Linked DNA regions of Homo sapiens: region 1 is linked to region 2. Evidence: read pairs that join two places in POLR2A ChIA-PET (ENCODE). Cell type or tissue: OCI-LY7. All regions are shown on one strand. Each heading gives the region's core, and the rest is flanking DNA. Links, peaks and the distances in the headings are about the cores only.

What was found. Peaks named below come from ENCODE experiments on the same cell type or tissue, not always from the same donor. Only the 100,000 strongest peaks of a DNase experiment are listed, where the experiment ranks them.
Region 1: POLR2A ChIA-PET joins it to region 2 with 5 read pairs; 2 of 35 experiments call an interaction of 5 or more read pairs at or near these places.

What each region holds. Positions count from the first base shown.
Region 1 is chr6:52,684,202-52,689,587 of GRCh38, forward strand. It overlaps TMEM14A (transmembrane protein 14A), which reads left to right. Exons shown (of 5, transcript NM_014051.4): 5 at 1,809-2,387. The coding sequence ends at 1,848. It also overlaps the pseudogene GSTA8P and the pseudogene SREK1IP1P2. Among named protein-coding and RNA genes, the nearest start is that of TMEM14A, 16 kb to the left of the region's middle. In OCI-LY7, for the core only: no CTCF peak of the experiment used is centred there; no DNase peak of the experiment used is centred there.
Region 2 is chr6:52,289,686-52,295,071 of GRCh38, forward strand. No RefSeq gene overlaps it. Among named protein-coding and RNA genes, the nearest start is that of MCM3, 7.6 kb to the left of the region's middle. In OCI-LY7, for the core only: no CTCF peak of the experiment used is centred there; no DNase peak of the experiment used is centred there; H3K27ac peaks cover 397 bases.

The sequences.
Region 1 (5,386 bases), core at 184-5,183, 390 kb after region 2:
TGTTGTTTTGAAGTGCTGAATTTTTGGGAAACATCAATTTTAATTTGAAAGATCAAAGTCCTTTTTGTTATAATAAGCATGACAGTAAAAACCTTAAGATAGCATGGATTCAGTGGGTCTTTGATATTGATGTACCCATGAACATTCTTATTGGATACGCATAGTGTTGCTGTAGTATCTGGTCACATAGGCATACTTGCCTTTTTCAGAAGAAAGAGCTAACTAAACTCAGCCTCATTTTTCCTCAAGATTCACCCATCTGCAACACTAAATGTGTTCATTTAAATCTAATACTCAGTCCCTTTTAGAGAGTTTGACAGAGTGACAGTGTGATACAGTTATTTCAAGTTTTTAAGGGACAGAAATTTAATATTTTTAAGAGTTTTTAAGAGAGAAGTTTTAATATTTTTTAAAAGATAAACAGAGGGCCTCAAGTTTCTCTTAATTTGATCCAGTAATTCTATCCATGAGATTAAGCATATTACCAAATAAAAATTTAGAGATAACATTTTAAAAATTTCTCCAGAAAGCTGGCTTTATATGTTGAAAGCCATAAACATGTTTATTTCCTTTGATAGACATTTTCACTTTTTGGAATTTATTCCAAAGCAGTGAGATATGCACAAAGACTGATGTTCATTGCAACTTTATTTCTAGTGAAAACACAATAGACTGAAAAATTAGGAACAACCTAACAGTTCACCAGTAAGGAGATGTTTGAAAAAATGTTTTGTCCATTTAATGGAATATTGAATGAGCATTACATTTTTATGTTTTCAAAAATGATTTGGTGGCATTGGAAAATCTTAGTGACATAATAAGGTATAAAAACAGGATGAAAACAACCACATATAGTGTGATTAAAAAAAGTTTGTGTATAAAAAAACAGGAAGGAAATATTTCAAGCTGTTAGTGTTTTTCTGTGGGTGATAGTGTGATGAATAATTGTAATGTTCCTCTTTCTACTTTTGTGTAGAATTTTCTAGTGTGACTATGTATTATGTTTCAGGGAGGGGAGGAGGAGTGTGATTACAAAAGACAGCTTTCCAGTTATAGCCCTGTTCTAAAAGTGATACTTGGTGGTGGGAAGAATCAGAAGTAGGGTTTATGGGCTGGGTGCGGTGGCTCATGCCTGTAATCCCAGCACTTTGGAAGGCTTTGGCGGGTGGATCACTTGAGGTCAGGAGTTCAAGACCAGCCTAGCCAACATGGCAAAACCCCATCTCTACAAAAATTAGCCAAGTGTGGTGGCGGGCACCTGTAATCCCAGCTACTTGGGAGGCTGAGGCAGGAGAATTGCTTGAGCTCAGGAGGTGGAGGTTGCAGTGAGCCGAGACTGCGTCACTATACTCCAGCCTGGGTGACAGAGTGAGACTCCATCAGAAAAAAGAAAAAAAAAAGGAAGAAAAAATGAAGTAGGGTTTATGGATCCGGAAGAAGGCCTCAGTTAATAGAAAGTAGCTGAGATTGAATTAGTAACTGCCCCAAGTTGGTCCTCGATTATTTTTTCAAGTTGCTTTATTTTACTAGCTTCTGAAAGTTTGTTTCTTCCCAAACCTTTCTCTTATAAACCCTCATCCAAGGTTTTCAGAACAACAGGTTCTGATTTTTCCTTATTCATTTAGCGAACATTTTAAAGTGGCTAATTCAGTTATGTCTGGGATGTTTTAATCCTCCAAGGGGTTGAGCTGGGAGAGCCCCCAAGCCAAGGATTAGTAACACTACTGGGTAGGCGAGTGCATGGCCCTTTCTGTCTTATGCCAGATAAAAGTGACTCTCCCTTTGTCTTTGTTTTATTTTAAATCCAGCCTCATGATGATCCTGAGACTTGTCTTGTTGCTGCTCTGAGCATCTGGAGGAACAGAAAACTAAGTTCATGTCATCCTGCTGTAATGGGCAGAGCATATTTTTTTTGTATTTAAAAGATAAACTTCAATATGGAATGCTAGAAACACAAATAGCACTGTCACCTCTAATATGAACATTAGTTTGAGGTAGTTTTTTTCTAAAGCAAAAATTTTAACTGTTTTCTAATTGTCAAGCACTATTTTCATTAAAAGTGTCTAATGAATCATGATATACTCTTCCATTTGTTGTGTCTATTTTTTATATATTTGGTATTTTTTGAAAATTCCAAATACTCATGTCTCAAGTAAGCTTAAACTACAACTTGTCACATAAAGGAAGTCTTAAGTGGAGTTCACAGAATGATAATGTATCTATTTGTCATTTGTGTTATATTTGAAATTATTAGAAATTATGCTTTTTCCATTTTAATTGTATTGCTGCCAGTGCTATTTTTTTCTTTAAAAAATTTTATTCTTAGCACACTGTTATGTCCTAACTGAATGTATTCAGTATTCAAATAAAAGACATTTTGGTTCAAACCTGTTTCTTTCATGTCAGTTTTTCCTCTGAATACTCAAATCATCTTTGACATTTAAATATTCAATTATTAACGAAAAGGGTTGAGAAGGAGGGTTTATTTAAGCCAACATTCTACTTCCTGAGGCGTAGATATTTTTTCTCTCTGAAAGAGTAACGATTCTGAAACAAACTGATTTTGTTTCAAATTACCACTTTATTTTTAGGCATAGTTATAACTTTTAATGTCCAAGGCACTTTTAGGGCCCAAATTGAACATCGGGAGACCTGAATCCCAGCCCAATTCTTCCACCCACTTGATGCTCTTTGGAAGGTCATTTCCTTTTCCTCTGACTCAGTTTCTCATTCTTAAGGAGGAATTGAACTAAATGATCAACCCTTTAGAGCTCTAAAAATCTACAGTTCCTATCCTGTTGGTTATGTGCAGTGGTGTCATACTTCAAACCCTTTCTTTAAGTGAAAGCGTAGGGTCCTCAACTGATAACGGCAGAGTTCATATGGTTCTGTTAGATTGGTTACCTTTCCCAACTGACTTTCAAGGAGGTTGTTAAACTTTCAGTGATAAGTAATTCAATTAAGGGAAGAAAAAAGCTGTACCAGTTGAACCGAATAGGAAATCTAGATAAAATTATTTGATGTACTTAAAAAAATCCCAATTTAAAGAAGAAGAAAGAAAATCCCATAAATCCTAATGGTGGCAAAGAGGTTGTTACCACAGGCAAGGCTGGAAAAAGCCGTCATCATTGAGGTGCTCTGCTCACTTGCTAGCTGTCAGAGATGACTGAGGAGAACCTTCAGATTCAGACTGACAGCAGCTTATAGTCAAAACTGATTACGATACTGAAGTAGAAACTAACTGTGAAATTGATCCTAGAAATACATGCTGTGTCTGCAGAATACTCTAGTGATTCAAAGTTTAAGAAACTGGTTTGAAGCTATGCTGTTCCCTGGACTTTTCCCAAAAGGTCATAGAAGTGAATGATAGTGATGTGTGTGCTTTTTTTGTTTTGTTTTTAAAGAAATCTTTGGCATCCATTTGCATATTTGTGATTTTACTCTTTTGCAATACGTAGAATCCAGAAGGATTCATATTTGGATGGCTCTGATTAATTGGTGTTTTCTTGTTTTATGAAAAGTAGAAGAGGCTCTGTAACTTACAGGTATTAGGCAGTTTATTTCCTCATGTCTTATTACTTTATTACATTAATGTGGCTTTATGATATTTTTATGGGTCTGCTACCAATGCATAGTGAAATATTTACTACGTTTCTTAGACTTTGTTTCATTTGTTAATACTCAGCTACTGTAGTGCTCATGTTTTTAAGAAACAGGCCATGTTCAAATTTAAATATATTCTTCACAGTCTCAATGGATTCTTCATCCAGTGGAGGCTTCCTTTGGCTTCCAGGTTGGAGAAATTTATTAATTGTGGGGATGTGGCTGATTCTGGCCTTGAATTTCTAAAATGCAAAAGAATACTATCCAAGAGAGAAGAATATAACAAAACAAAGTAAAATGCAAATGAGCCACATTCTGGTGGAGGTGGGGGATAATTGGGATTTTCATACATTGTGGACATTGCAAAGTGATACTGCCACTTTGCAAGTTAGCAATATTTCTCAAGAACCACAAAAACGTTCATAGGCTGTTACGAAGTGATTCCATTTTAAAAATTGTGTCCTAATGATGTAATCTTAAATGTGGAAAAATCTATACCTACAAAGATATTGTTGCAACACTATTTATAAAAACAAACATTCTAAAGCATCCTGGTATACAATAAAGAGAAGTCCTCATTTTTCTTATACCAGAAGCATTTTTCATGTTATGTAATCTTTGAAAACTTTAAGTGGCTGCATAGAATTCTATCCAATGAACATATCCTCATTTATATAGATGTTTCTCAGTTTAATATTAGACATTTAAGTTGTTTATGATTTTCACTATTTAAAATCAGGTTAGGCTGTGGCATGGGTGAAAGTGGCCACTTTGGCGGTGCCTCGTCCTCACAGCTAATGGGAAGCAAGCGTGTTCTAGAAAGCCAGAGTCTCCAGCGACCCCTCTTACCACCATCATGGCAGTCCCAGGTTGCAACAAGGACAGTGTCAGAGCAGGCTGTAAAAAATATGGCTTCCTGGTCACCTGACTTTTGAATGCTGCAACTTTCTCCAAGTAGACCCCAAAGGGACATAGTTTTGGATGTCAGCAGTGCAAACAGTGAAGATTGATGAATAAAATGAAGAATGAATAAATTGCAAGCATTACTGGAAAAAAAGAATAAATGAAGAGGAGAAGAAAAAGCAAAGAGAAAAGCAATTTTTTTAAAAAAGGAAAAGGTCTTATTCATCCAGTTCCACTGAAAAGGACATTTCAAAAGAAACAAAAATATCAGAACAAAGAAAAGAAAAAAAAAGCTGGGTGTGGTGGCTCACACCTGTAATTCCAGCACTTTGGGAGGCTGAGGTGGGTGGATCACGAGGTCAGGAGTTTGAGACCAGCCTGGCCGACATAGTGAAACCCTGTCTCTATTAAAAATACAGGAAAAAAAAAAAACTAGCCGGGCATAGTGGCAGGTGCCTGTAATCCAAGCTACTTGGGAGGCTGAGGCAGGAGAATCACTTGAACCTGGGAGGTGGAGGTTGCAGTGAGCCGAGACCACACCACTGCACTCCAGCCTGGGCAATAGAGCAAGACTCCATCTCAAAGAAAAAAAAAAAAAGAAAAAGTAAATCAAAAAAAGGAAGCCAGGTGCAGTGGCTCACACCTGTAATCCCAGCACTTTGGAAGGCAGAGGCAGGCGATCACCTGAGGTCGGGAGTTCAAGACCAGCCTGGCCAACATAGTGAAACCCGTCTCTACTAAAAATACAAAAATTAGCCAGGCATGGTGGTGTGCACCTGTAGTCACAGCTACTCGGGAGGCTGAGGCAGGAGAATCGCTTGAATCCGGGAGGCAGAGGTTGCAGTGAGCCGAGATCGTGCCACTGTACTCCAGCTTGGGG
Region 2 (5,386 bases), core at 212-5,211:
TTCAATTTTTTGTAGAGATGGGGTCTGGCTATGTTGCTCAGGCTGGTCTGGAACTCCTGGCCTCAAGCAATTCCCCCACCTAGGCCTCCCAAAGTGCTGGGATTACTTTTACTCTTTTTTTTTTCCTTTTTGCTGTCTTAAAAATCCTGTGTGTACTACCCCCATCTCAATTCAGACTGGCCATATTTCAAGTGTTTCATCACTACATGTGGATATTGACTGCTACATTAGACAGAAAGCTTTAGAGTATAAAAATCTCTCTTGAAATAGTTTATGATTTAGCTTGAAATAATAGTAACCATTCATTGAGCATGTACTATGTGCCAGACACTTTGCTAAGCACTTTATAAACCATAAAATCTCATTTAATTTTTACCTCACCTTGTGAAGTGGTCATTTTTAATCCTCATTTTACAAGTGAGAATACTAAAGTTTAAAAGATCTCAGAATTCTGTACTAGCAAGAGGCAGGGGTAGGATTTGAACCCAGATCTTTATTACTATACCAAATAGCATTTAAGAACAAATGAGGGCTGGGCACGGTGGCTACGCCTATAATCCCAACACTTTGAGAGGGCAAGGCAGGTGGATCACCTGAGGTCAAGAGTTCAAGACCAGCCTGGCTAACATGGCAAAACCTCATCTCTATAAGAAATTAGCCAGGCATGGTGGTGTGCACCTGTAGTCCCAGCTACTCCAGAGGCTGAGGCAGGAAAATTGCTTGAACCTGAGAGGCAGAAGTTGCAGTGAGCCAAGATCGCACCACTGCACTCCAGACTGGGCAACAGAGTGAGACTGTCTCGAAAAACAAAAAAACAAATGAATATGTTAAGGTTCAAACGTAGAATCTGATCCTTTACACTCAGTAGAATTTACTTCAATATTAAGTGAACAGGTATTTCTTATTTTAAAATATTTTAATTGAGTTAAAAATATGTGATATGGGCATAGTATAAAACATCATATTTATTAAAAATAACATATAAATTTGCACTGATTGAGGGAAGGCTAATGAGAGGAGGGAGTATTTGATTTGAGGATCAAAAGTGGGCAATATTGCCTCTAGAGAGATGTGGCAGCAAGGACATTTTAAGTAAAGGCAGACATGGCCAAGCCCTTAGGAGATACTAATGTGACTAGAATGAAGGGTCCACAGGAAAGGTGAGTACAGGGTACGACTGAAAGCAGCTGGGTACATTGGGCCTGACTCTAGAGGTCACAGCCAACAGAATAAGTACACAGTGCCTGATTTAGTAGGAAAAAGGGAGCCATTGATGGCTTTTGAGCAAAGGAGAGACTATCAAAGTTGTGCTTTAGGAACATTAATCTGGCCAGAGCATGTGTAGAATTAATTATTTCAATCAAATAAAAGGAAATGAAGCTGGGGCCAGGCTCAGTGGCTCATGCCTGTAATTCCAGCACTCTGGGAGGCTGAGGTGGGTGGATCACCTGAGGTCAGGAGTTTGAGACCAGCCTGGCCAACATGGTGAAACCCTGTCTCTACTAAAAATACCAAAAATTAGCCGGGTATAGTGGCGCACGCCTGGAATCCTAGCTACTCAGTAGGCTGAGACAGGAGAATCGCTTGAACCCAGAAGGCGGAGGTTGCAGTGAGGCAAGATTGCACCACTGCACTCCAGCCTGGGCAACAAGAGCGAAACAAAAAACAAAAAAACAAAAAAACAAAAAAAAGCAAACAACAACAACAAAAAGAAATGAGGCCAGGAAAAGTTGTTCAAAAGTGGATCAGAAAGGAAAGGATGAGGGCAAGACATTTCAGAGGGAAAACCGACAGATAGAAAAGCTATTTGGATAGAAGCAGGAGTGAGGGAAAAGGAGGGTGATATGGTTTGGCTGTGTCCCCACCCCCGAATCTCATCTTGAATTGTAACTGGCATAATTCCCACGTGTTGTGGGTGGGACCTGGTGGGAGATAACTGAATTATGGGGGCAGTTTCCCCCATACTGTTCTGGTGGTAGTGAATAAGTCTCACGAAATCTGATGGCTTTATAAGGGATTTCAGCTTGCGCTTGGTTCTCATTTCTCCCTTGTCTGCTACCATGTAAGATGTGCCCTTCACCTTCCACCATGATCGTGAGGCTTCCCGGCCAGGTGGAACTGTGAAGCCTTTAAACTTCTTTTTCTTTGTAAATTACCCAGTCTTGGGTATGTCTTTATCAGCAGTATGAAAACAGGCTAATACAGAGGGATAAAAATTATATGTAGGTAGCATAAATTAGACACAGTGCCTCGAGGGCTTACAGAAAGCATACAATGTTAAAGATCTTTATTTAGATCTTTAGTTAGAATGAAGAGTTGTTTTATAGTTAACACAAAGGAAAAGAAATTTCAGAGACAGTCAAGTCTCCCAAAACATCGGTAGTCAAAGGAAGAATTCAACCTTGACATTTAGTTTCAAAACTTTGGCGCCGGGCGCGGTGGCTGACGCCTGTAATCCCAGCACTTCGGGAAGCCGAGGCGGGCGGATCACGAGGTCAAGAGATCGAGACCATCCTGGCTAACACGGTGAAACCCCGTCTCCACTAAAAAATACAAAAAACAATTAGCCGGGCATGGTGGCGGGCGCCTGTAGTCCCAGCTACTCGCGAGGCTGAGGCAGGAGAATGGCGTGAACCCGGGAGGCGGAGCTTTCAGTGAGCCGAGATGGCGCCACTGCACTCCAGCCTGGGCGACAGAGCGAGACTCCATCTCAAAAAAAAAAACTTTGTCTGGGACAGTATAGAAAAGGAAGAGAAGTTGTATTTTGTTGAATTTTAAAACAAAGTACCATATACAAAGTATGTCTCAATAAGGGAAAGTATACATAAAGTATGCCTTAATCAAGTTTATTCTAAAAACCTAAGCAAAGGAAATAAATAAAATTATAAAAGCCTCATGACTGCATCTGGTTAGAAAGGGGGCTGGAGAGCCAATGCTCCTTGAAATGAGTTGAATATTTCTTTTAATTGTTTCCATGTTATTTGCCTGAGAAACTGTAGCTCCTATCCACAGCATTCACACCATCAGTGTGATAGGCTGATAGAAGCCAGGGCTTGGGACAACTGAATCTCATTGTATCCTTTACTCACCGAACATTTGACAACACAGGAGCAAAACCTGAAAGATGCTTGTGAGGCACTGTGAGATACAAGCTGCAGAAATGGTTGTATTGATCAATCACTTGCCCTTCAGAGAAATATAATAAAATCATCCTTCCTATCCCTCACCTCAAATCATACCCACAGTTCCCTTCCAGCATCTTACTACATTCTTCCAGGTCAATTTCAGGAATCTTTAGATAAAAAGAAACACAGTCCTTCGTTACTGTTCTTCCAGCCCTCCTGTATTCTGCTGGTTTTAGAGAGTGTAGAAAAGCTGTTGGAACTCTAATTTTACATTTTATGTACTATAAGGATCAAAACAAAAATATCTGAGAAGCTTAGAGATCTAATGTTCACCTCTTTTGCCCAGCCTTTCACTGGATTCTTTGATGAGCCTCCAAAAAATATCTCTGATCTGAAACCAAACCCAGATGGAAATTTTTCCTGGCCTCTGTCCATCTGGTCAGCCACCTGTTTCTCTGTTAATACAGGAAGGGGATATGAGAAAACTGAAGGTGTTGGCTCAGAGCCTGTAGAGGTCTGGGGAAGGTGGCTTTTAAAATAATCATTCTTTATTCACTGGCATGCTTCAGTGCCACCTTCATTACTTGGAAATGCAAAGTACTCCAACAATATTTATTAAAAAAATAAATGAATGTCAGAGTACATATTAAAATTTCAGAGCTGGAAGTCACCTTACAGGCCATTTAGTCTAAAGCTCCATTTCATAGTTTAGATAACTGAGGTCCAGAAAAATCGATTACACTCTAAAATTAACATATTTAAAATGAAATGTTTTTTAAAGGTAGAGAAATACTCAGGACAGAACAAGACCCTCAAAGAAAAGTAGATTTGAGCAAATCATACTTTTAAGATTCAAAAATACATTATTGAAAGACTAAATTAATGGACTGGGTGAAAGCAGAGCATACTTATTTGAAAAGAGATAAACTAGGAGATGGAGCTGAGGAAATTGCTCATGAGATGGCAGAGTGGGGGAAATGGAGATATAATATGAAAAATAATTTAATATTCTTTGCTTAGGATTTATATTTTATATCCCTATAAATGCAAAAAACGATGGTAAGCAAATAAATTGGTAAACACAAAGGTAAATCTAAGAAAGTCTTGACTGTAAAAATCAATACTAATAATAATAACTAGAAGGCCGGGCGCAGTGGCTCACACCTATAATCCCAGCACTTTGGGAGGTCGAGGCGGGTGGATCACGAGGTCAGGAGATCGAGACCATCCTGGCTAACACTGTGAAACCCCGTCTCTATTAAAAATAACAAAAAAAATTAGCCGGGCGTGGTGGTGGGCGCCTGTAGTCCCAGCTACTTGGGAGGCTGAGGCAGGAGAATGGCGTGAACCCAGCAGGCGGAGCTTGCAGTGAGCCCAGATCACCCCACTGCACTCCAGCCTGGGCGACAGGGTGAGACTCTGTCTCAAAAATAAATAAGTAAATAAATAAATAAATGATAATGACTAGGCAGAGAGTTAAAAACTAGATGTAAATAACTAGGATTGTCTTGCAGTATTTTTTTTTCAATGATGGAAAAGTTCTGTATCTGCTCTGCCCAATCTGGTAGCCATTAGCCACATGTAACTATTGTACATTTGAAATGTGGCTATGCAACTAAGGAAAATAATTTTTAATTTTATTTAACACTGATTAATTTAAATTTAAATAGCCACATATGGCAAGTAGCTATTGTATTAGCACAGCTTTAGACAATAATAACATGGCAAGTGACTAGAGCCAATCAAAGTTAAAAATCTAAGATCTTTGTATTATTTGGGAGGAGAATGCAGATTTTGAAGGCAGTTGTTTGTGTTAAAAATTTAAGGATAAAGCCTAGAAAAATAAAAAGAGAATGTATCATTTCTAAAGTAGTAGAGGAAAAGGAAACAAAGAAAACACTATAAATAAACAGAAGATAGTAAGAGAGGTGGAAAAAATTAAAGAAAAGCATGGTAAGTAGAAAGCACAAGAAATACAATGGAAATAAATAAGCAATGAACTAGTTTATTTTTTGGTAGAATACAGAAGTTTAATGGAGCTACCATATGAGAACACTGGGTGAAAATATCAGGTAACAAAAGATATACACAGTATTAGGCCTTTTTATATAAAGTTTCAAAACATACAAACTTACTATTTATTTTGCTAACACAAAAATATAGCAAAATATAACAATATTCCTGGGATGAATGACACAAACCCACTCATAGAAGAGGGACAAAAGAAGGGCAGGTCTTTGGTTGAGTATAAATATTTTATT